Regions from separate parts of the Homo sapiens genome. Here region 1 is linked to region 2. A link is a loop called in an ENCODE intact Hi-C map of the cell type or tissue named here. Cell type or tissue: ovary. All regions are shown on one strand. Links, peaks and the distances in the headings refer to the core of each region. The heading gives the core; the rest is flanking DNA. Region 1 overlaps TESPA1 (thymocyte expressed, positive selection associated 1). Region 2 overlaps PDE1B (phosphodiesterase 1B).

Region 1 (10,945 bases), core at 1-8,000, 380 kb after region 2:
TTCAAATAATCACGGCTTCTTTTTGTGGCAAGGATTTAAAAGCTTTTTAAAGAGATCCCAACACTTCATGGAAGTATCTTCCATAGACCCAGGCGAGAGGAGTTCTGAGTCTTAGAGGGTCAGAAGAGTTGGTGGACTTAGAGAACACGAAGAGTTGGTGGACTTAGAGAATGTGCCCACCTAGTCCTGCACTATTCCTTCTAGAACATTCTTTGGTTACCCAGAATCACAAAGTTTGCTGGTCAAATGGCCCCAAGCCGGTTGCAGGAATGTGCGCTGGTTTTGCCTGATGACTGTTCTCTCAAGGGCTGACCTCTCCAGTAGTGTATGCAGCCTAGGCCCAAATGATGACCAATGGCTCTTTGTGTAGGTGGGAGCTTGTGGCATTTGGATGTGCAGGCTCGGGTAACCAAACATGGACATGCAAGGTCCCTTATGGTATAGGACAGGTCTGGGCACTGGAAGATAAGGGAACAGGTCAGGAGCTGGGGAGTGGTTCTGCTCACACTGTCACATTTTAGCACAGAAGTCCTAACAGTCTGAGAATCCTAGATTGAAATCTGGACTTCTGGGTCTTTATGGTTAGATATTTGTCAAGGTAAGGGAGAATTTATTTTATTTAAGAGTGGTTAGCTTTGTGTAAAACTGCTCTCCATTTGTAATCTCATGAGGACCACAACAAATGGTGATGAGAGGTGTACTTAATGGGAACATTAAATGGCAATCAGATCAGGTATTACCAAAGGAGCTCTGAAAACTCGACTGCTCTTAGGAAACCAGGCCTCTGTCTCTTTCTCCCTGTATATTAACCCTGAATTGAAATCAGAAAGTGGTATATCTGGCTAGGACAGGAAGCCTGGATTATTTTTCCCCCAAGGGTTCTAACCCTTCATCTTCTGGGAAAGAATCTACAGCCTTTCTCTGCCAGTCTCTCCCTCACCTCCAACCCACTTACCTCCTCCAAGTCAAAAGTGTCCTGTGGCTGCTGGCTTAAAGACCGACGCAGTTCTGGTCTGTCTACACTCTGCTTCCATTTCTGCTGGGTGATGGACAGGTCCAAGGACTTAACCTTCCTGCCCATGAGATTCTTCTGGAAGAGGCTCTTTCTTGCTCTGCTCTTTCTTTTCCAGAAAGTCTCATCCTTGGCTGGATGGGTTTCCGTATTGGTGGCTGGTAGACTACACAGCTCTCTCCTTATCTGAGCTGGGTCTGTGCTCCACTGTGGATCTTCTATGGGCAGAGAATGTGTGCAACAGGGTACCTTGGGGTTCGAATCCAGAGTTTGGGATGGTGCTAGCACTGTGGACATCCTCTGCTGTGTTTCCTCTTCACAGCAGAAGACACATGGATAGGGAGAAGTGGGCAACTTCTTACCCTCAGCAGGGGGCACAGGATCTTCCTGTGAGAATTGCCCCAAATCAGAGTCTTGCTGGAGGAACTGCTTCTCTTCTTTCACTTTGTCCATCACTTCCAACACAACTTGGTCCAAACTGTTCCTTTTGGGGGTGTTGTGGGGTGGTGGTGGCCGGTCTCGGGGGCATGTGTACAGACACATCTTGGAGATGGCTTTCCGAAGGCGGTCTCTGGGTGACTGGGGTTCAGGCTCTCGGGACAGAATCCTGATGGATGGCACATCAGTTGGATGGTTGCAATTCCAGAACATGTGGGATGGTGTGAACTTTTGGACAGGTGTCTTAGACACATAGGAGTAGAGACAGAAGAAGGCATCAGCAGTGACAGCCAGTGTTTGCACCTGCTTAAACCTGCCTGGGTACAAGAGTTAAAGATGGTAAGTCTGGGGTTCATCAGCAAATCTTCTTAAATCTCTCCCTTCAGGAGGCTCCCCAAAGCTCAAAATTCAGGGAGAAGCTTCCAATTTTCCTACTAGTGTTTCTCCCTTTTAGATTTCTAACACTCTTTTTCTGGAATTTCGTAACTTCTTGACACCCCATCCCATGTAGATATTCCAACTGGGAAACAAAAAAGAGGGATAAGATTTATAGACATCATGCTGATATGATTGACTGAAAGGCAAGAAGGCCTAAAGGAAGCAGTAGTGGCCTGAAGTCTCTTAAAGGCTATTTCTTTAAGAGAAAGAATCAGACAGAGTTCTCCATCTTCACTGAAGACAACATAAGAGGAAATAGACACAATAGGCAAAGGGTTAAAGATAACCAAGAGAAAGCAGGATTTGAAGCCACTGAGCCCTGCTGTGAAAATCTAAAGGAAAAGGGAAGTAGAGCAGGTGCCTGGGAGGGACACTCACTGGCCAGCATGAGGCAGGGGTCTTCCATTTCAATCCTCCGCACCTGGGACTTCAGGAAGAGCTGGAAATCAATGCCCTTGGCCTGAGAGGGGGTGGTGAAAAATCGGGCGGGTATCCGAGAAGTGTCTTTGTGATCCTCTTGGCCAAAGCCCAGACTGAAGAGGACATCTTCTGCATCTTCTTGCACTTTGTCCAGAATTTCTGAGATGCTGAAATGAGGGAGTTTGGGTAAATAAGGGACAACTTTGAGACACATGGTAATTCAGAATATCAGAATATCTAATAAAAGTGTCAGAAGACTGAAATTCTTTTCTGTCCATTTCTCTACTTTTCACTGTGACTTTGAGAAAAGCTTTCACTTCTCTGAACCTAAATTATCTGTTGGAAACATGGAAACTACAATCCAACCCTAGTTATAAAAACTGAATAAAATTTTAGTACAGTACTTTGAACAACTTATTGCAGACGAATAAAAATTTAAGTAAATATAAAAGGATTTTGAAAAATAAGAGCAGCATAGATACAAATAAATTTCACAGTTGCATCATTAAGTGCTCAGTTCCCAAATTTGCCATCCGACTTGCCCCAGTGGTTGTTGCGTGGGACAACTAAGCAATGAATATGTAAGAAACATAGAACCCCTGAAGGTAAACATTTTTATTCTTGATCTTAGGGCAAAAAGTAATCAATAAGCACATCCAAAACCTGATTTTGAGAGGTATGCTCCTTTCTAGCACTATTTTCAGTACAGAAGTCCTGTGTCACAGAAGATCCCGTGCACGCACTCTCTCTTTATGGTATCAACCTGGATTTATGTCTAAATCGGAGTTCCACCAACTTGGGTGACACTAGAGCTTAGTAATTGTGTTTCAGACAGTGAGGCTAAGGGAAGCTGTTATTATTTGAGGCTTTGAATAATCACTATCACTCTCTTCAGAAAGTATGCTGGGCTTTTTGATCAAATAGGGACCATCTTGTTTAGCTAATAGCTGGACGGTCGGAATCCCTGGATCTACTCTTGTCCTTGCCAGCTTTTATCTCCATGGTCCTAAGTTTCCCTATCTGTGAATTGTGGGCGTAAAACTGGATCAGTGCTTCTCAACCATGGCTACATGTTAGGGTCACCTTTGCAGGCTTTAAAAATGCATATATTTGAATCCCATCTTCAGACATTCTGATTAAATTGAACTAGGGTATGAACTAGGACTAAGGCTCAGTGAGGATAAATTACTAAATTTGGTCATGTGACAAAATTTAAGTCTCAGAACCAGGTCTCAAATTCAAATTTTGACTTCAAATTTCAGATACTTTTCATTATATCATACTAGTTTTCCTGACTTTTCATCTTTTTCAAAGAGTTATTTGTGTGTATATTTTGTCCACCCTATGAAATCATTCAGCTCCTGGGATCAAGCTATTTGTCCGCTTCATCTTTTCTTTTTTTATTTTCATTTTTGTTTTAAGTTCTGGGGTACATGTGCAGGAAGTGCAGGTTTGTTACATAGGTAAACGTGTGCTAGGGTGGTTTGCTGCACCTATCAACCCATCACCTAGGTATTAAGCCCAGCATGCATTAGCTATTTTTCCCAATGGTCTCCCTCCTCTCACCCCATCCCCTGACAGGTCCCAGTGTGTGTTGTTCCCCTCCCTGTGTCCATGTGTTCTCATTGTTCAGCTCCCACTTAGACGTGAAAACATGTGGTGTTTGGTTTTCTGTTCCTGTGTTAGTTTGCTGAGGATAACGGCTTCCAGCTCTATCCATGTCCCTGCAAAGGACACGAACGCGTTCCTTTTAATGGCTGCCTAGTATTCGTGTATATGAACCACATTTTCTTTATCCAGTCTATCACTGATGGGCAGCTGGGTTGATTCCATGTCTTTGCTATTGTGAATAGTGCTGCTTCATCTTTTTCAAATTCCATACAGTCATTGCCTGGCCTGCCTGTCCGAATGAATTAATATTTTATTGCTTCATTCAGTCAACAAATTAGTCAATTAATCAATACATTGTTTACTGAGCACCTACTCTGAGTCTTGGAACTGTGATGGTACCAGTACTATACCTCCTGGGGTACAAGTTTCAGTGGGAGGAGACACCTGTATTTTACACATAGTATTCAGCTCTGAGAAGACTCCTCTGTGTCTTTCACAATTCTTGAAACAAATATGGTCACATTTTTCAAGTATGCAGTAAAAGTGCATAAAAGCTCCAGTAAGATATCCCAGAAAAAACAGGCAATGGCTCTTGGTTCCATTCTCCTATGCTTCTCATCTTCTCCACCCTTCCACCCTGCCAAACTTCAGTACCTACCTTGAACTAGTCTTGTTGGTCCCCCCAGTCATGCTGCTGGAAGCCAAACTACAGCCAAGATCAAGTAGCTGGCAAGGCCTGGCTGTCTCGAGGAAACTCCTGCAGAGATCAAAGCTGATGTCATACAAATCTTGTTTCCAGTCTGCACCCTGGCTTCGAGGAATCCCTGCTGGACTTATTCACCCCCTGAACAGTAGTCTATGCAGTGCTTGTTCGTTGGAAAGTCTCACTCTCTAATGTGAATCTTTAGCTCTTTATTTTAATCTCTTTGACCTACCCCAATTCACTGATTCTTAAAGGAGACATCATTCACCCTGGCTGAACCTAACACTTACCTGGAGAAGAGTTTGCCATTGGCGGCCAGTAGTGTGGCTGGACAAGAAACAGAGAAGCAAAGAGCAAATTAGAAGGGAAAATGAAAATCACCTGTGTTGCCCCTCTGAACCTAAAACTCAGTCCCCTCTGTTTCTTTTTGTGACTATGACAGGCTAGCTGGACCCCATAAATTCTGCACTTCTTGGGGCCTCAAGATTACCTAACACAGTTCTGGAATAGGGACAGATATGCCAGAGAGTAACTGGCCTTAACCCTATGAACTTCTGACCCATGACTGATGTTTAGGCAAGAGCCCCTCTGTCCTAAAAAGGATAGAGTCATTTGGCCTTCCTGGCTAGTGTTCCTGTCCCCCTACACAAGTCTTTACAGCTCCCAGGAGACACTGGTAGGTTGCTGTGCTTTCATTCTTTACTGATGTCCTTCTCCTCCTGCAGTATAGTCTCTATTTTACATCCAATGCACAGACTTGTTTGGAGTTTCTGTACAGAAAACAGTCTTAAAGCTATCTGGGCAGCAAACATTATAGTAATTTTATATGTTATCATCCCAGGGGCCAAAGGAAAGTTCCAGTGATGAACCAGTAAGAGTCATGGTAGGCTGATGAGGAGGTGTTTCTGGGCATGTGATGCCTTCTGCATTTTACATTAGATAATAATGAGACTGCCCTTTCCCTGTAGATAAGACCCCAGGGATGGGCTGTTTCTTTCTGAAGTTTTGCACTTCCATCCTATCCTGAATTCATACAATGTATATCCTGTTTTCTCATCCCAACCTCAGAGAACTGTGCCACTTACCCTCCGCTCCCAGGGTCAAGTCATCTTCAAAGCTGGTCCCATGGCTGCAGAAGCCTGTCCAATAATCAGGTGAGGGTCACAGAAAACCAGGATGGAACATATACACATGCACATGCACACCCCTGCATACACGAACATCTTCACATGCCCTTAGACTAGACTTGCACAACCAGATAATCATACTAGATACCCACGTTTGTCAAATTACCACAAACTGTACATATATCACCTCAGAAGTCATATTCATTTTTGATTCAGAAACAATCATACATGCATTCACCTATAACCTTTCCCCTATATCACATAGTTATGTACACAATCCCCTGCCAAACAGCAAACATATGGGGATGTGCACTCACACCCATATAAACACATATTTTATAAAGTTCTTTTCCTATAGCAGTGGTTGTTATCTGAGCAACCACTAGCAGAACATAGCCTATGACTGTTAGTGAGCCTGTGGGCTCTGAGCCAGCACTTTCTTCTGGATTTCCTGAAGTCTTGTGACCACGAATAGTGTTTTGCAGCCAGTTTAAGAACACTCAGGGACTCTTTTGCATGCCTATGCATGTATATGTGCATAAACACTCACATACACACACGCACAGGTATATCACTCTCCAGGTAGAAGAAAAATAGATGGACAGAACCTATACTCACCATTGTAGATAAACTGTCCTGCTTCCTCAGAAAATCCTTCTTCAGAGTATCTAAACCAAAAACAGTCTTATAGGTTGAAGTCACTTACTACATTTTCCAAGGAGCTTTTTCATGGAAAAACTCACACATATTCATATTCTTTTCCAGTGAGAGTCAGTAGTATTTAATTTGCTTTTATGTTGGAGAAAACAAAGACAGAGTGGTTACTTGTCTGAAAAATTCATAGAAGTAGTTGGGGAAACTGGGGCTGGAATGCACTATATTTTAGATTGTGCTTCTGTTGTCCTGGCCACAGGACTAAAGGACGAAAGTCAACTTAACAATGATTCTTCGGTCTTTAGGTGAAACAGGAAAGAAAGAATATTGAAGCAAAACGGGAGAATTACATTCATAGAAGCAGGCGTTTGCATGCCATAATTTCCAAATCACAAATATAAATTTCTAGGTTTTCTTAAAACTTTTAGATCACCTTAACTACCCACACTTCCTTCCTTCTCTCTGAACCATGTTATTGCTGAATATCATGTCACTCAGGAAACAGCAGAAATTGTATCCTGGTTAGAGATATTTTAAAATTTTCAGACATGGTCTTATCAAACATTTACCATCTCCACCAGAAGAACAAACCGAAATCAGCACAAATGGTGGTGAGAGACAGCTCAGTTTTACAAACAAGGAAGAAATTCTCTCTGTCCAAAACAGGTGTGTGAAGTAATCTGTGACAGGGCTTTGAAATGTGATCAGCACATCCAGATTCTAGTCCTGGCTCATTGTGGCTGTTTTGTTCTCAAATATTACGTAAGGGAATTTGGAACCCTAGATATTATCATCATCTGAGTCTACTTCAAACACTGATATGTTGTGAATTTTGTAGAGTTTGCTTTCCTAAAGCTTTTTACATGGAAGTTATTCATGGTGCTTTAAATGTAATCTCAAGTGGAGGTTGGAGGGGAAAAGGGTCAGTAACGTGAGTTAGCAGAGAAACTGAAGTGCATCCACTGGTGCTGGTCCTAAAGGAGCTTTTCTCTTTATCAGTCTCCAGCAATCCAGATTACTCTCAGGCCACTGGAGTATCACTTCATGGCGTGTGTAACAGTGGGAATAGGCTTACTAACCAAATATCTGTAGGTCAAGTTCTGCCTAAATTTTACAAAATAAGTCACTACATATTTATATATGTATATATATATATATATATATATATGTGTGTGTGTAGATAGATAGATATAGATATATCTTTTGCTTGTAACTCCTTTCAATAGCAAAAAAATCAACCATGTTTACCAAAATCTGAATTTTAATATGTCCTTATGAAAAATACTACATCAAAGGTTCATTATAAAATATGAAATAATAGGCAAGCTCATTAAGAATAGGTAACTCTAATAATGCACCTAGAACTATAAATATATTTTTCTCTTCCTAATATATAATTACATAAAGTATGTTGTGGTATAATACTACAAACATGTGTAACTGTAATATTTACTATTACTACTAAAAACAGCATGATAGCTAATATAGTCAAGTACTAGAATATTGCAATTTACTACTGTATTTAATGCTTGTGTTGTAGCTGCACAGTAGTGCCACTACTAAGGCCTACTATTACTAGAGGTACATTTAAATAGACTACAATTCCATTTCTAGGTTGTACCCAATGGACATGCCTGCATAGGTTCCCCCAAGTAAATACTAGTCATGATAACCAAAAAATGGAAGCCTCCAAATCCCTATTTATTATAAAATTAAACAATTATATAATAACTATACAACTTAATATTACACAATAATAAGAATGAGTTACTGCTGCATGCGAATACTTGGATAAGCATCATAAACATAATGCTAAGCAAAAGAAACACACATAAAACAGTACATGTTATATGACTCTATTTCTATAAAGTTCAAAATAATCCCAAACATATCTATGATGTTACAAGTCAGGGTATTTGTTACCCTTGGAAGCAGGATAGTGAACGAAACGGACGGAAAGGAGGCATTTGGAATGCTGGTGATGCTCTGCTTTAGGTTTCATGGGTGTATTCCCTTTGTGAAAATTCATTGAGCTATTTATGTATTTATTTATTTGCCTATTATTTATTTGTTGACAGGGTCTCACTCTGTCTCCCAGGTTGGAGCACAGTGAGAATAGCTCACTGTAGCCTTGAACTCCTAAGCCCAAGAGAGCCTCCTGCCTCAATCTCCTGAGTAGCTAGGACTAAAGGTGCTGCCATGCCTGGCTAATTTTAAAAAACTGTTGTTTTTTTTTCCTTGTAGAGATGGAGGACTGGTACATTGCCCAGGGTGGTCTTGAACTCTTGGGCTCAAGCAATCCTCCTGCCTTGGGCTCCCAAAGTGCTGGGGTTACAGGCATGAGCCATGTGCCTAGCCTCAGCTACATATTTAATACTCATTCATTTTTCAGTAAGTATATTATACTTCAATATAATTTATATTAAAAAGGAAAATGTTACTGATATGTATGCTGAACTTCAATACAATTTACATTTAAAATGTCACTGATAAAATTTCTGGTTTGTCCAAAGCAAAACTCACTTGTATTCATTGGATACAAGTTTTTATTGGGTGCTTATCCTACATTTCTCTTCTTTAGTTATAATCTGCCAAGTATTTCTATTCTCTTTATGAGGAATAGCCATTGGTGGGTCTTGGGGCATTCTGTGGAACCTACAACAGCAGTGTGGACATGGGCCTGGAGCTATTGATGCTTTCTCACCGAGCACAATGATTTGAGACTTTATGTCCATCACTCAAGTCCCAGGCCTTCCATGGGTTATCGGATAGGCCATAAAATCAATGACCAGGGACTAGATGTATAGTTGCTCCCCTTTTCCCACCCTTGCATTGAAAAATTCCTTAGCATCATTTTAAGTCTCAAATGAAAGAGCCAAGGTATTGCTCTTTCTGTATATGCAGTTCATAAACAAATAGTAGGGAGGAGGGGTTGGATTGTGGGAAGAAGTATATGGCTATTTTTAGCTTCTTCTAGATGTTTCCATAGCTACCTGCCTGCAGAGATTTAAGCTGAAGCCCACACAGATGATTTTTGGGCTCCCAACCCCACCTCTGGTGATTCATGAGCAACACAGTCATGTCCCAGAAAATCCCGAGAGCTTAGGAGGAGAAAGAAAAAAGGAGAGGCATAGTTTGCAAAGACATGCATGATCAGATCCTGTGGCAGAATAGTCGGCCGCTAGATTCAATTGCACTGAGAAACATTGACACTAAATTGCCTGAGATGTTGGTGAACTCTCCTGCAGAGCTTGTCAGAAAAGAAGATGCTCTTGCTACCAGAGGATGTTAGGCTTTGGAAAGAAAAATGGAAACTATATGGTCTTGGAATAAAATTTGAAAAGTGCCCCTCAGGGCACCTGGCAGAGTGGACAGATAATCAGTAAATGCGGGCTCCTTGTTTATCCTCTTTCCTCTGTGGCCTTGGAGCATGGAATACTGTGGTAATTTAGAATCTCATGTTTAGAATGCGTTTTCCCTCTATCTTCTTCATTAGCTATTACCAAAAGTCAAGTGTACTCTCACTATCAATCATTGTCATTATTGTCCTTTAGTTTTTCTAGCTTTTCCATGCAATTAAGAAGTATTACACACTTAAACAGAATTAGAAAACAGAGGAAATTGGAAAATGTTCTGACTCCAACAATTCCCCTTCCAAAGACAAATGCAAGTCTGTTGATTAACTCTTTATGGCCATTTTGAAGTTTAAATATTTGAAATCTTTTCAAAACACAGATACATAATGAAAATGTAACAGATACCCTTGCACCAGTCACTCTATTTTCACACATGTAAACATTTTGCCATATTTGCTTCGGAAAAAATAAAATATTAAGTAATATATAATGTAAAATAAAAAATTAAATATTAAAGATATAACTAAAGTCTTATTTTACTTCTAAAGTCAATTCTTTTCCTTCTTCCAGGTAATCACTATCCAAGAGTTAATATGTATCATTTCTGGGAATTTTTTTTCTGATAAATAAACAGATGTAGATAGATGGATAGATATAGACAGACATTTTGTGGAATTATAGGTAGGTATAAACTCCTCCTTTATAAAACTCACCAGTCACTCACTATTAAAAGCATAAAGCACATACACATATATCATCTCATTTAAACCTCACGAGAACCCTTAGACTGTATTATTTTAAGCGTCCCACTTTATAGCTCAGGCGTCTACAGTGAACAGAATTTAAGTTATTAGCTTATGGTTGGTTAAACACTTAGTAGCACAAGAATTAGGCTCAAGTCTTGGAGACTTTTCACTAACCAGACCACCTTTTTGTCATAAATTTTGGTTCAGGGTTTATCTTTGTAGAGCATGAGTGAAGAAAGATGATTTCTAGAGTTTATTATCTTGTATTTCTGTGAATTTATTATTTTCAATTAGAACGAAATATGTTCTAAGTCAATGAGCATATTTTAAACTACTTGGCACCCCTCTAGGTTATTCAGATAATCAGACAGTTAGCAAAAGCGTAATTAATAATTGCTGACATGAATTGATGACTCAAGAGTAGTTAATGAGATAAGGAC
Region 2 (10,685 bases), core at 1-8,000:
GGGCAGCAAGTGGTGGGTACCATGGCAGAGGGCAGGGGTGAGAACTTGTGTGGGTGGATCATGGAGCACTAGGAGGTCCATTTTTCTTAAGCCCCTGGGGAAACCCTTTGCCGGACTCCTTGATTTGGGAGTGGAGCTGATCAGACCAGTTAGATCACAGGAAAGACTGGCTGAGTGGCCTGGAATGTTCTAAGAATGGGGGCCGTAGAGATGATAGAGACAGTCAGATATTCCACAACCCAAGGGTCCCTGTGCACACTGTGGTCCCTGTAAATGGTGCCCCTGTAGATTTGGCTAATTTGGTGGCCCTGGCTGGGAAATCTCTTCCTGTGTGAGGGGGTGGTAGGGTGGTGTTGAGGGTTCTGAGTTTTAGCAAGGCTGGAGAGGCTCTTCCCAAGTGGGGATGGGTTGAATGTAGTTCAGCTTGAAGGCAGGTTGATGGATGAGAATCCCTTACATGTCTCCACATACTCCTTGGGTTCTGGGGAAGAATACTTCTTGGCCTAAGCTCAGCCTCCTTTATGCTCCTCTACAGGCATCACCAACCAGATGTCCATTGACGAGCTGTCCCCCTGTGAAGAAGAGGCCCCCCCATCCCCTGCCGAAGATGAACACAACCAGAATGGGAATCTGGATTAGCCCTGGGGCTGGCCCAGGTGAGCCTGTTGTGGTGGAGGGTGTAGGAGAGCTGGTGTCTATCATGGCATCTTTGTTGGGTCGTCTCTGGGCTCCAGTGGATGCGACATTCTCTCTCCCCTTTTGAGCAGTAAAATGGAGCGAGTGAAGACATAGAATGGAGCCAAAGTGTGGGTGGAGCAGGGAAATCCTCCCACGCTCTTCTGTCCCCCAGTCCCTGCAGGAACAAAGGAGGTACCTTCTCAGAACAGCAGCAGAACAGGGTGGGCCCATGCCAGGTGACAGCTAACCTGCACCGCACCTTAGGGAGGGTTAGGGAAAAGGAGCCCAGCCAGGGCACACAGCTCAGTGAGGGCAGCTGAACGTGACTTCGACTTCAGCCCCTATTCACCCCCTTGGCTGGGCACCCTTCTGAAGGGCATTTTTTGCACAGCTCTACTCGGGACTGAGTGGGGATCAGGACTTGGAGAAGGAAGGTCAGGTTGGAGGTGAAGGCAAAGCTCAGGGCACTGAAGTTTCTCCCTCTTTCCCCAGGTCTTCATTGAGTCCAAAGTGTTTGATGTCATCAGCACCATCCATCAGGACTGGCTCCCCCATCTGCTCCAAGGGAGCGTGGTCGTGGAAGAAACAACCCACCTGAAGGCCAAATGCCAGAGATTTGGGGTTGGGGAAAGGGCCCCTCCCCACCTGACACCCACTGGGGTGCACTTTAATGTTCCGGCAGCAAGACTGGGGAACTTCAGGCTCCCAGTGGTCACTGTGCCCATCCCTCAGCCTCTGGATTCTCTTCATGGCCAGGTGGCTGCCAGGGAGCGGGGAGCTTCCTGGAGGCTTCCCAGGGCCTTGGGGAAGGGTCAGAGATGCCAGCCCCCTGGGACCTCCCCCATCCTTTTTGCCTCCAAGTTTCTAAGCAATACATTTTGGGGGTTCCCTCAGCCCCCCACCCCAGATCTTAGCTGGCAGGTCTGGGTGCCCCTTTTCCTCCCCTGGGAAGGGCTGGAATAGGATAGAAAGCTGGGGGTTTTCAGAGCCCTATGTGTGGGGAGGGGAGTGGATTCCTTCAGGGCATGGTACCTTTCTAGGACCTGGGAATGGGGTGGAGAGGACATCCTCTTCACCCCAGAATTGCGCTGCTTCAGCCCCATCTCCAGCCTGATCCTCTGAATCTTCCTTCCCTCCCTTTCTGATACAGTGACTGGGGCAAAAGGAGCCATTGTGACCAGGGGCTGCGGGAGGCCTTTCCTGGGACCTTCCTTGGGACTGGTCTGGGCCCCTGGGGCTTGTCGCCTGCCCTGAGTCCGGAGCCCTTTGCCTCCTTCCTCTCCCCTGGGGCTGGGAGGCTCCATCCGACCAATGTCTGTAAAGTGCTTTGAGGATCTCCCCAGCAAAGCACCTTCAGAATGTATCGACACCAGCTGGGTTAGGGTCAAGGGTGCCTGGGGAGGGTGAGTAATCCTGCATTGCTAAAAGAGAGGGTCTGTCCCCTCCTCTCCACGTCCCAGAACTGGCCCAGCTGCAGGCACTAAGAAGCTCCTCCCCTGAGACAAGTGAGGGGTAGTCGGTGAAAGGCAGATGGACAAGGGGCTCAGGGCTGCTGCCTTCCTGTCCTCTGGAGAGAACCCAGCCAGGCGCGGTGCCCCTTCCTCTCCTCAGGCTCCTCCTTGCCCCCACCTTGCCCCAGGAAAGGCCAAAGTCCAGGTGACTGCCCTCCTTCTTTCTTGTAAATACCAACCATGCATTTGTACAGTGGGCCCTGTTCATGCGAAATCCACATCCATGGTCTCCTAGACCTGCTACCCTGGTACTTCCACCCTACCCCACCCCGAGAAGGGCAGAGACGCATGTGACTCACCCCTGCCCTTGGTTTCCCAGACCCCTGCTATAGCCAGAGAACAATAAAGAAGGGAGACCAGGCCTGACTGTGTGTGTTCACTGGGTACAAGTTGACCAAGCATCTTCACATACATACACTCTTTCCAGCATGATAAAATCTGGGTGAGGCGTTCTCCCTCATATATATATATATATATATTTAGGTATGTATCTGGGCAAGCTGAGGCCCAGGAGGAGGCCCCGAGGGCTCATAGTAGCTGCATGGCAGAAGTGGGACCTGACGCTTCTCAGGCTCTGCTCTTGCCTCTGTACCACATGCTTCAGCAGGGAGGGGGAAAGAATCTTGCCTTCCCTCCTTTCCTCTCTCCCACTACCTGGGAAAATCAAAAACAGCAGCAGGAGAGAGGCCTGGCCGTGAGATCTGAGACAGTTTCTTCTCTTATGCTTGGTTTTGGTCTTATCTGGGCCCCTCAATGTCTAGGACAAGGGAACCCTTCCAGTCTCCAGCATGGGCCTCTTCATTAATAGCCACTGTGTTCTCTATCCATTGTTGCTAACGGGTTGAAATAAGGGACAGCGGTCCCACAGCTGGAAGAGGGAACACATCCTGAAGCTTGGGAATCCAAAAGGAAGGCAGCTGGGGCTTGGAGGGCAGGCGAGGAGGTATCGGCACACCACCATACCCTCTTTCCCATGGGCCAAGTGCCATGGTGCAGTTCCCCTTTTGTCCAGCAGATGGAGCCCACCGCACAGTCACAGCTGGACACGGCACAGGCCTTAGAGCGCCGAGTCTTCCAGCTGCAGGGCAGGCCTGTGAGGTGGTCGGATCGTTCCTCAATAAGAAAAGAGAACCTGGGGCTTTTCTTCCTTCTTGGCACCCTGGAAGTTAGTCCTCCCACCTATCTGACCCTCATCTCTCTTCCCACAGCAAGTAAAGTCAGGGCTAAGGGAAGAACTCTTCCCTGCTCAAGGCTTCTGCCTAGCTCCTGTTTCTTCCTTCCCAGAGGCAGCTTGGCAGGAGGGTGGGGGCTACAGAGAGGGCAGGGCAAGAAGGCAGGGAGAAAGGATTCTCCCAGTTGGAAAAGAAGGAAAGTGCCAAGGACCTAACACCAAATTTATCACTTTTTAAAAACAAGAGATTTTCCCCAAAAGTGAAGGAATAAGAAACAAATCCGGTGTCCATGCATTCCCAAACTGCAGTCTTGATCCCAAGATACCTCCTCCTCTCTCAGACCTGTTATGGGGGAAAGGGGACAGAAAGAGAAGGTGAGAGGCCAGAGGGTCATTTTGTCCCTTCCCCTTCTGGCCATCCCATTTGTCAACATCTAATGTCTCAGAAAGCTTGTTCTGATGTCTGAGAGCAGTCCTTCCTGTGTCCAGTCTATGCAGGGGGCTGCGGATTATGAAATCAAAGCTCAGGAAGTTATCTCATCAATGCATCCTCCAGGCAGGGAGAGCCACTGCCCACTTCAGCTGGGCAGGTGAGGATCTCCCTTCGGGTTCCAAATCCCCTTTATCAAAAAATCCATGGCCTACTGCTCTCACCCATTCCAGGAGCCAGAAGTCCTACACAAAGTCTAATCTCAATCCTTCTTGCTGCAGCTATCCATTTCTTTTTGTCTGTCAGAGGAGATACAAGTCCTTTTACCATAAAGAATAACTTTTTAGGGACTGAAGCTGGTTCTTTGTTTTCCTTTTCCTAGACTCCAAATATTAGCCCCTTGCTTTTGTCCACAATATTAGCCTCCTCTCCTATGACCTGGCAGCCCAGCCCTGGGGTCTTACCGAGTTGGCTCCCTTGGAATCCAGTGGTGGTATATGGGTTGAGGGTTCTTTTGTGCTGGGTTCCTTACTGCCTCTCTCGTGAGTTTTAGGGATGCATTCTGCAGTTTCTGGGGAGGGAACATAGGGGTGGGAGGAAGAGGTGGCATTCATAAAGGTGTTGGGGAGGGAACTGCTTCTCCTCACTGCACCCATACCCCAGTGGCCCCTGAGAGGGCCCCAGGACCAAGTTGGGTGCAATCAGGCAAGACCAACAGGGTTTTCTTTGATCACAATTACTACTATATGTTCACTTTTAAAAAATCTTCAATCAAATTGGAAAGAATAAACCCTCTACAGTTTAAAAAACAAAACTCAATATGTGTCTAAACCTGACATGAACTCATAGGAGGCTGTTTTTAGTCTTTATTCTGCTTAGTGAGACCATTCACTGGATTGCAGAAATATTATGTGTTTGATTGTAGGGTTCTCTGCCGGGAATACTATGCGATACACAGTTTATGTACTATATCTTCATAAAATTGGAAGCATTCTGAATTCTGGAATATATCTAGGATAAGGGACATAGCGCACTGCTACCAGCTTCCACTTATTGCATGCTCTGTGTGTGTCGGGTGCTGTGTCAACAGCCAGTCTCATTTAATAGTCACACACAACCCACTGCAACAGGCACCCTCATTATCATTTTATACCCTGAGGTTAAGTCGTTCAAGGCCTCTCAGCTGGTAAGGTAGCAAGTGGCCGAGCCAGGATTCTAGCCTGTGATTGCTGTTCCCATGAAGGTGGGTTTCCCCCATGTAGCCACAGTGGGGCTCTGAGGTTCAAGTTGGGAGGGCTTGGTGTCACTCAGTAAGGAAAAGTGAAGATTCAAATATATGCCGAACATGCCAACAGATCCATATCCTTGAGACAGTTTTTGCCTACTACTAGGCCTCTCCCAGGCTCCAACTCTTTCCCCTCCCCGCAGTGGGTAAGGCTTGCCTCCTGCTGGGCTGGGAAATAGGATGCCTGGGGCCCTCCCCAGCCTGAACATACTTTTTGCTGTCCCAGAGGTGCCCAGCCTTGACTCCACTTCTGTGTCTGGGATCCCAGGTGGGCGGGACTCCTGGGTTCCTGTGCTCTCAGCGGCCCCCTCAGGTTCCTCTCCTTGCTGCTGTTGCCCCAGGTGATGTTCAACCATCATCTGGAGCTCTGGGGACACAGAGAAAGGGAGGGAACACTGGATATGACTGCCTAGCGTCTCCCCTGTGGGCCTCCGGATTCAACAGCCCCACTAAAGGCTCAGCACACATTGCTGGGTGTTTGACTTTCCCATCCACTGAGATCTGAACAAGGAGGGGACATTAGCTGGCAATAAGGAGGAATGAAAACTAGACCATAAAAAGTACTCTTCTTCACAGATAAGGGAGGCATAGGAGAAGAGGCTTTAAGAACAAGGGATACTCCTCACTTGCTGGGATACATGGTCTTCCCTGGGGGAAGGTGGAAAGGCTCAATTTAGATTCAAGAAAAATTTGAGTATCTTGTACATGTTGTGCACTGTGCCGGTGAGTTCACATATATTATTTTATCTGCCATAATGAGGTAGTATTCAAGGCTCAGTAAGTTAAGCAGTTTCTCCCAGATCACCCAGCTAGTCAGTGGCAAAACTGGGATTTCAGCCTCAGTTCGTCTAGCAACAGTTCTACCATAATAAAGGCAGATTTAACGACCTCCCTTCCAAAGGGCATTCGGTCTCCTCTTCAGCTTCAGGCACAGAGGAGAAAAAGGGATGGGAGGGGTCTTGCAAACCTTTCATTGTGGGTGTGATCCTTGTCATCTTCTTCCGTTGCCGTGGAGACATTGCCAAAGTGGACTGTGAAGGGCACAGAGCACAGATGGGCGCCAGCCCCCCCTTGCTCTCCAGACCCCTCCCTTGCCCTCTAGCCCCCCATGCCCTCCAGCCCCCCTTGCCTTCCTCCTCTGCCTTGCCAGGCTTTTGGATTGGAGCCTGGGGTAGGTGTGAGCTTCAAAAAGTGGGGTAAGAAAACGCCTGCTTCCCCAACCACCTCGACAATGGTGAGCAAGGAGACTGTGAGTGTGTGTGTGTATGTGAGTGTGTGTGTGTGGGGTGCATGTGTATATGTTCACTCATGCACATTTGGGGGGTAGAGGTACAGGGAAGCGGGAGTCAAAAAGATCCTAGAGATGGGCGGCAGGGTTTTAAGGAATAATCCCCTAATGAATGTGGGGGTTTTTTGGGCTGGGCTTAGTGGGATGGGCCAGCTCACCTTGAGATGTGGGTTGGGGATCCGGTCTTCATCTATCTCTGAAGGGAACAGGGAAAGGAGAGGGTGATAAGGACAGGAAACCAGGGATCCCCATAGAGCTGACTTCTCAGGGGAGGGGATTCTGCAGCCATGCTCCTCCTGATCTGTCCCTCACATCTGCCCCCAGGCTCTTGGCCCTCATGGCTGCCCCAGACCTCCTCCCCGAAGCTCCTCTCCTGTGCTTCCGCTGCCTCCATCCCTCTGCATCTAGTCCCGTCCTTGGCTCTGTGGTCAATTTGCGTCTGCATCTTTGCCTCAGACCTGGAGATCCCCAAAGGCAGGATCTGTAGTCTTTTTGCTTTTTTTCCTCCTCTGAAGTATCCATGTCTCTTTCTCTTTCCAATCATTCCCCCACCCCAGGGTCAGCCAGAACTAAGCCCTGCATAGGAGGGAACAGTGATAGAGGACAGTCAATTTATTCTGTGCAGGGTCTGGAAGGTATAGCTGGAGGCAAGCTGGAGACCCCGGCATCCTGAACCCCAGCCTAGCTTCTTAGCCTGTCCCCCTCGCTTCCATACTCCTGTCAAGCTCTCTACCATTCTCTGAGAACTTGTTTTCTCCCCAGACCTCGATGGGGATGCTGGTGACCAGAATCTCAGCTGCTCCCTGAGCTGCTTCTAACCTTCCCCTCCCCCTCTGGGGGCTGTGAAGAGCTGGTGGAGGCGGTCCCTCCCCCTCACAGCTGACACTGCCTCTGGGGGTGGGGGTGGCAGCATCTCAGTTGCTGGAGAAATCTGGAAGGCTGTTGTCGCAGCAACCAGCACTCAGTTGACCACCCCAATTCCTGGGGGGCTTAGGAGCCAGGTGGTCTCCCTCCCTTTCCTAGAACTGCTCCATCTTTCCAAAAGCAAAGAATATTCTGCAATCTAGCCACCACCTTCCTGCCTTCAGTACTGAGGACATCCCCGCCTTCTCAGAGCTGTTCTTCTTCCATCTAGCGCCCATCTTCTCATTGGGACCTGCTGCCATAGTGGCCCCCACGCCCTTCAGCAACCTATCCCTTGGCTTACCTGGGGATGACTGGTCACTGGTCAGCACGAGGGTGGCAGGGGTGGGGCGGCGCCTCCGAATCTGAGGGAAGGTGGGAAATGGGGAAGAGGTCAAGTACACGTGGAAGCATCAAAGCCCCACCCAAAACCACTCAGTAACATAATCCAGGCTAGCCTACTTAACACACCTCAAAAAATGCCATGTTAATGCAGCTGGAGGCCATTATCCTAAGCAAACTTATGCAGAAACAGAAAACCAAATACTGCGTGTTCTCACTTATAAGTGGGAGCTAAACATTGAGTACTCATGGACATAAAGATAGGAACAATAGACACTGGGGAATAAAAGAGAGGGAGGGAGGAGGGCAAGGGCTGAAAAACTACCTATTGGGTACTATGTTCACTCTCTGGGTCAATCATATCCCAGACTTCAGCACCATGTAATAAACCTTTGTAACAAACCTGCACATGTACCCCCCTGAATCTAAAATAAAAGTTGAAAAAAAAATGCCATGTTACATTGGTGAACCAGGGTGAACATCCCTGGGCTCCTCCCCCTCCCCTGGGGAGAGCTAATCCTAAGGATCCAGAAGACCACCTCGCCTCCCTGCATGCCCCCATTCCCCTGTTCTGTCTCTCCACCTCCCCCTGGTCCTGGCCCCAGCTCTCCATCTAAGCATATCTGCTCTAATGCATTGATCTCTGGCTTGCTGTCCTTCCGTCCATCCTGGATCAATGGTCAGAAATAACTTAAGAGGGCACAGGGCTTTCTCTCAGTGTTCTAACCCACTCCCCAAGCAAGATGTTAACATTTTGTGTGACAGCGCCTGGAGAGAGCATCCTTTTCAAGCGCCCCCCAGCCTGGGAGGACAGCACAGAGGAGGATCTGAACGTGCATCTCCTCTGGCCTGTGCCCCTCACTCCCTAATGTCCTCTCTGTCCTTGGATACATTGCCTTTCTGATTTGTCAAGAAATGGGGTTGGGGGAATCCTTGTCATGGTAGATATAATATCAATACAAGGAGGAGCCCTAGGCAGGACCCTGGTCAGGGCCCAAAGCGTAGCTGAAAAATCTTATCCTAGGCTCCAGGTCCTAGTCTAAGAAATTAACATATAAAGCTGACTGACTGCCCTGCCTCTGAGCCCCCTTTCCCCCCACTGTTGTTCTTTTGTCACGCTGCCAATAAAGTTGATTGTTGTTGAAGTCAGTTCAAGGACTCCTGGGAGGTGTAGTTTTCCCCCTTTCTCTGGAGGCTTTAGAGGCTTGGAAGCAAGTGGAAGGATGGGGGTTAGAGGATGACCCTCTAGGTTAGCAGTGGGGAGGGAAGGCAAATGGGGCTGGGAAAAGGGCTAGAATTATCCTGGGCTGAGAGGAGTAGGATGAGGACACTGAATGATCAAACCCTTATCTTTGCATGTCCATTATTTAGAATCATCACCACTGGCCGTGGGGGGATGACAGAGGTGAACACTGCCCCTCTCTATGCCCAGAAAAGTGGGGGGTACTGGCTATGGTAAGATGGGCTGTTTAAGCCTGAGGGGGGAACTCTTTCCAAAGAAGAAACAGGATGCAAAGAATGGGGGTATGTGGGGGTAGGGCATCATTTTCCCAGGAGAATTCAGTGGCATCTGTTTTTGGTGACATTGCAAGGTCCCCGCAGTACCAGTCCTTTGTGTATGTGTGTAAGTGTGCACATGGATGAGCCGCACAGACATTAACTGTGAGTCGTCTCTGGTCATTCCTGATACACATGGGCTGGGGACCATCTGCTTCATGTATATGGGGTGGGGGCCATCCTTCAACTAGAAGACTCCTCTACTTCTTTCCATCCTGGAGGGGCAGGGTGTGGTGGTGGTAGTAGGAAAGAGACAAGGAGGGTGGAGTGGCGATCAGTGGGTTGAGATAACATCAGAGTGGGGAGCCCAAGAAAGAGACTGCAAGTATGACAGAGGGCAGCAGGGCTGTCTGGTCTTGGACACATCACTTCCTTGACCTATTCCTTTGCTTTGGACAAGGTTTCTAAGCATTCAGAGTCCTTGGGAATCGTGATACCCTTACAGCAGGAAGGAGGAAAGTCAGACTTCCTGAGGTACCTCCCAGGCACCTGAACTAGTGGGAAATAAGTAGATGGTCTCTTTTCCTTTTCTCATACCTATCCCAAATCCTAGCTCTCAGGAGCATGTGATAACTTCGCCTCGGATTTCTTTCCAAAGCAGTCATGCCAAGGATCTGGAAGCTGTGGGCACCCCTCCACCGCCTGCCACTCTGTGCTCTATAACTCAGAGCTTCCAACTCCTTTTGCCCTCCCATGTTGGTCTGGGTTAGGAGCACCTGCCAAGCCTGGAGCTTTTTGCCTAACACAGCAGGAGGGGCTGAGGTTAGGCCACAGGAAGAATTTCAGGCCTAAGAGACACAAATTCTGAAGATTAGTGAAAGTAGGCCCAAGTCCCGGCTCTCTTTTTTCCCTCTGACTCCTCAGGATTGCCTTGTGCCCCTCCCTTGTCTCCTAGATCCCTGAACCAGCTGGCCTTCCTCCTCCTCCTCCCTACCCACCTACTACACCTGCCTCCTCCAACACCCAACAGATACAGGTGTCGGGCCCTGTCTGTGCCAGTGGGAGGCAGTTCTCCTTGGAACTGCATCCCCAACCTCCACAGTCCAGACTCTTGAGCCCTTTTTCCTGGGTCTGAGGTTATCCTGGCTGATGCCCTGCCTCCAGGCATAGCAGCCTTTCCCCTGACTCCCAGGGAACACAACCCATGCTGATGGCTCTCCATCCTCCTCATCCTCTACAGATTTGTGAGGCTTCACCAAGAGCCTTCCCGTAGTCACACCTTAGAGCTCTGAGGTGGTGGCTCACCCCAGGCCAGAGAGAGGACGGAGACGCAGGTACCTAACCCTATCTCCACATTGGGAAGCTGAAGTGGTAGGGAGAGTGTGTACCCCTGCCCGCTTCCCTTCACATCAGACCTTATTCTACCAAACAGCTGGAGCAACAAAAATGACAAAAAACACTCTCTCCACCTCATCCCAAGAGGTCACAAAGTTTTTTTCAGGTTGGGGGTGGCCAGCCAGAGCCTGGCAGCTTGTTGAGAGAAACAGAGAACTGACCTTGTGGGAAATTGATATTCTTTA

The links. Peaks named below come from ENCODE experiments on the same cell type or tissue, not always from the same donor. Only the 100,000 strongest peaks of a DNase experiment are listed, where the experiment ranks them.
Region 1: it touches region 2 in a loop (2.7-fold over the local background); 44 of 110 quality-filtered maps call a loop at or near these places.

The regions. Positions count from the first base shown.
Region 1 is chr12:54,961,476-54,972,420 of GRCh38, forward strand. It overlaps TESPA1 (thymocyte expressed, positive selection associated 1), which reads right to left. Exons shown (of 11, transcript NM_001136030.3): 4 at 6,368-6,417; 5 at 5,708-5,761; 6 at 4,913-4,949; 7 at 4,578-4,676; 8 at 2,267-2,475; 9 at 956-1,767. Among named protein-coding and RNA genes, the nearest start is that of TESPA1, 18 kb to the right of the region's middle. In ovary, for the core only: no CTCF peak of the experiment used is centred there; no DNase peak of the experiment used is centred there.
Region 2 is chr12:54,576,690-54,587,374 of GRCh38, forward strand. It overlaps PDE1B (phosphodiesterase 1B), which reads left to right. Exons shown (of 16, transcript NM_000924.4): 14 at 1-12; 15 at 536-656; 16 at 1,171-2,550. The coding sequence ends at 639. It overlaps PPP1R1A (protein phosphatase 1 regulatory inhibitor subunit 1A), which reads right to left. Exons shown (of 7, transcript NM_006741.4): 2 at 7,571-7,631; 3 at 6,522-6,559; 4 at 6,043-6,106; 5 at 5,287-5,442; 6 at 4,255-4,361; 7 at 2,557-3,703. The coding sequence ends at 3,698. Among named protein-coding and RNA genes, the nearest start is that of PPP1R1A, 6.6 kb to the right of the region's middle. In ovary, for the core only: a CTCF peak has its summit at 3,186 (motif pointing right); a DNase peak (open chromatin) is centred at 3,222; H3K27ac peaks cover 427 bases.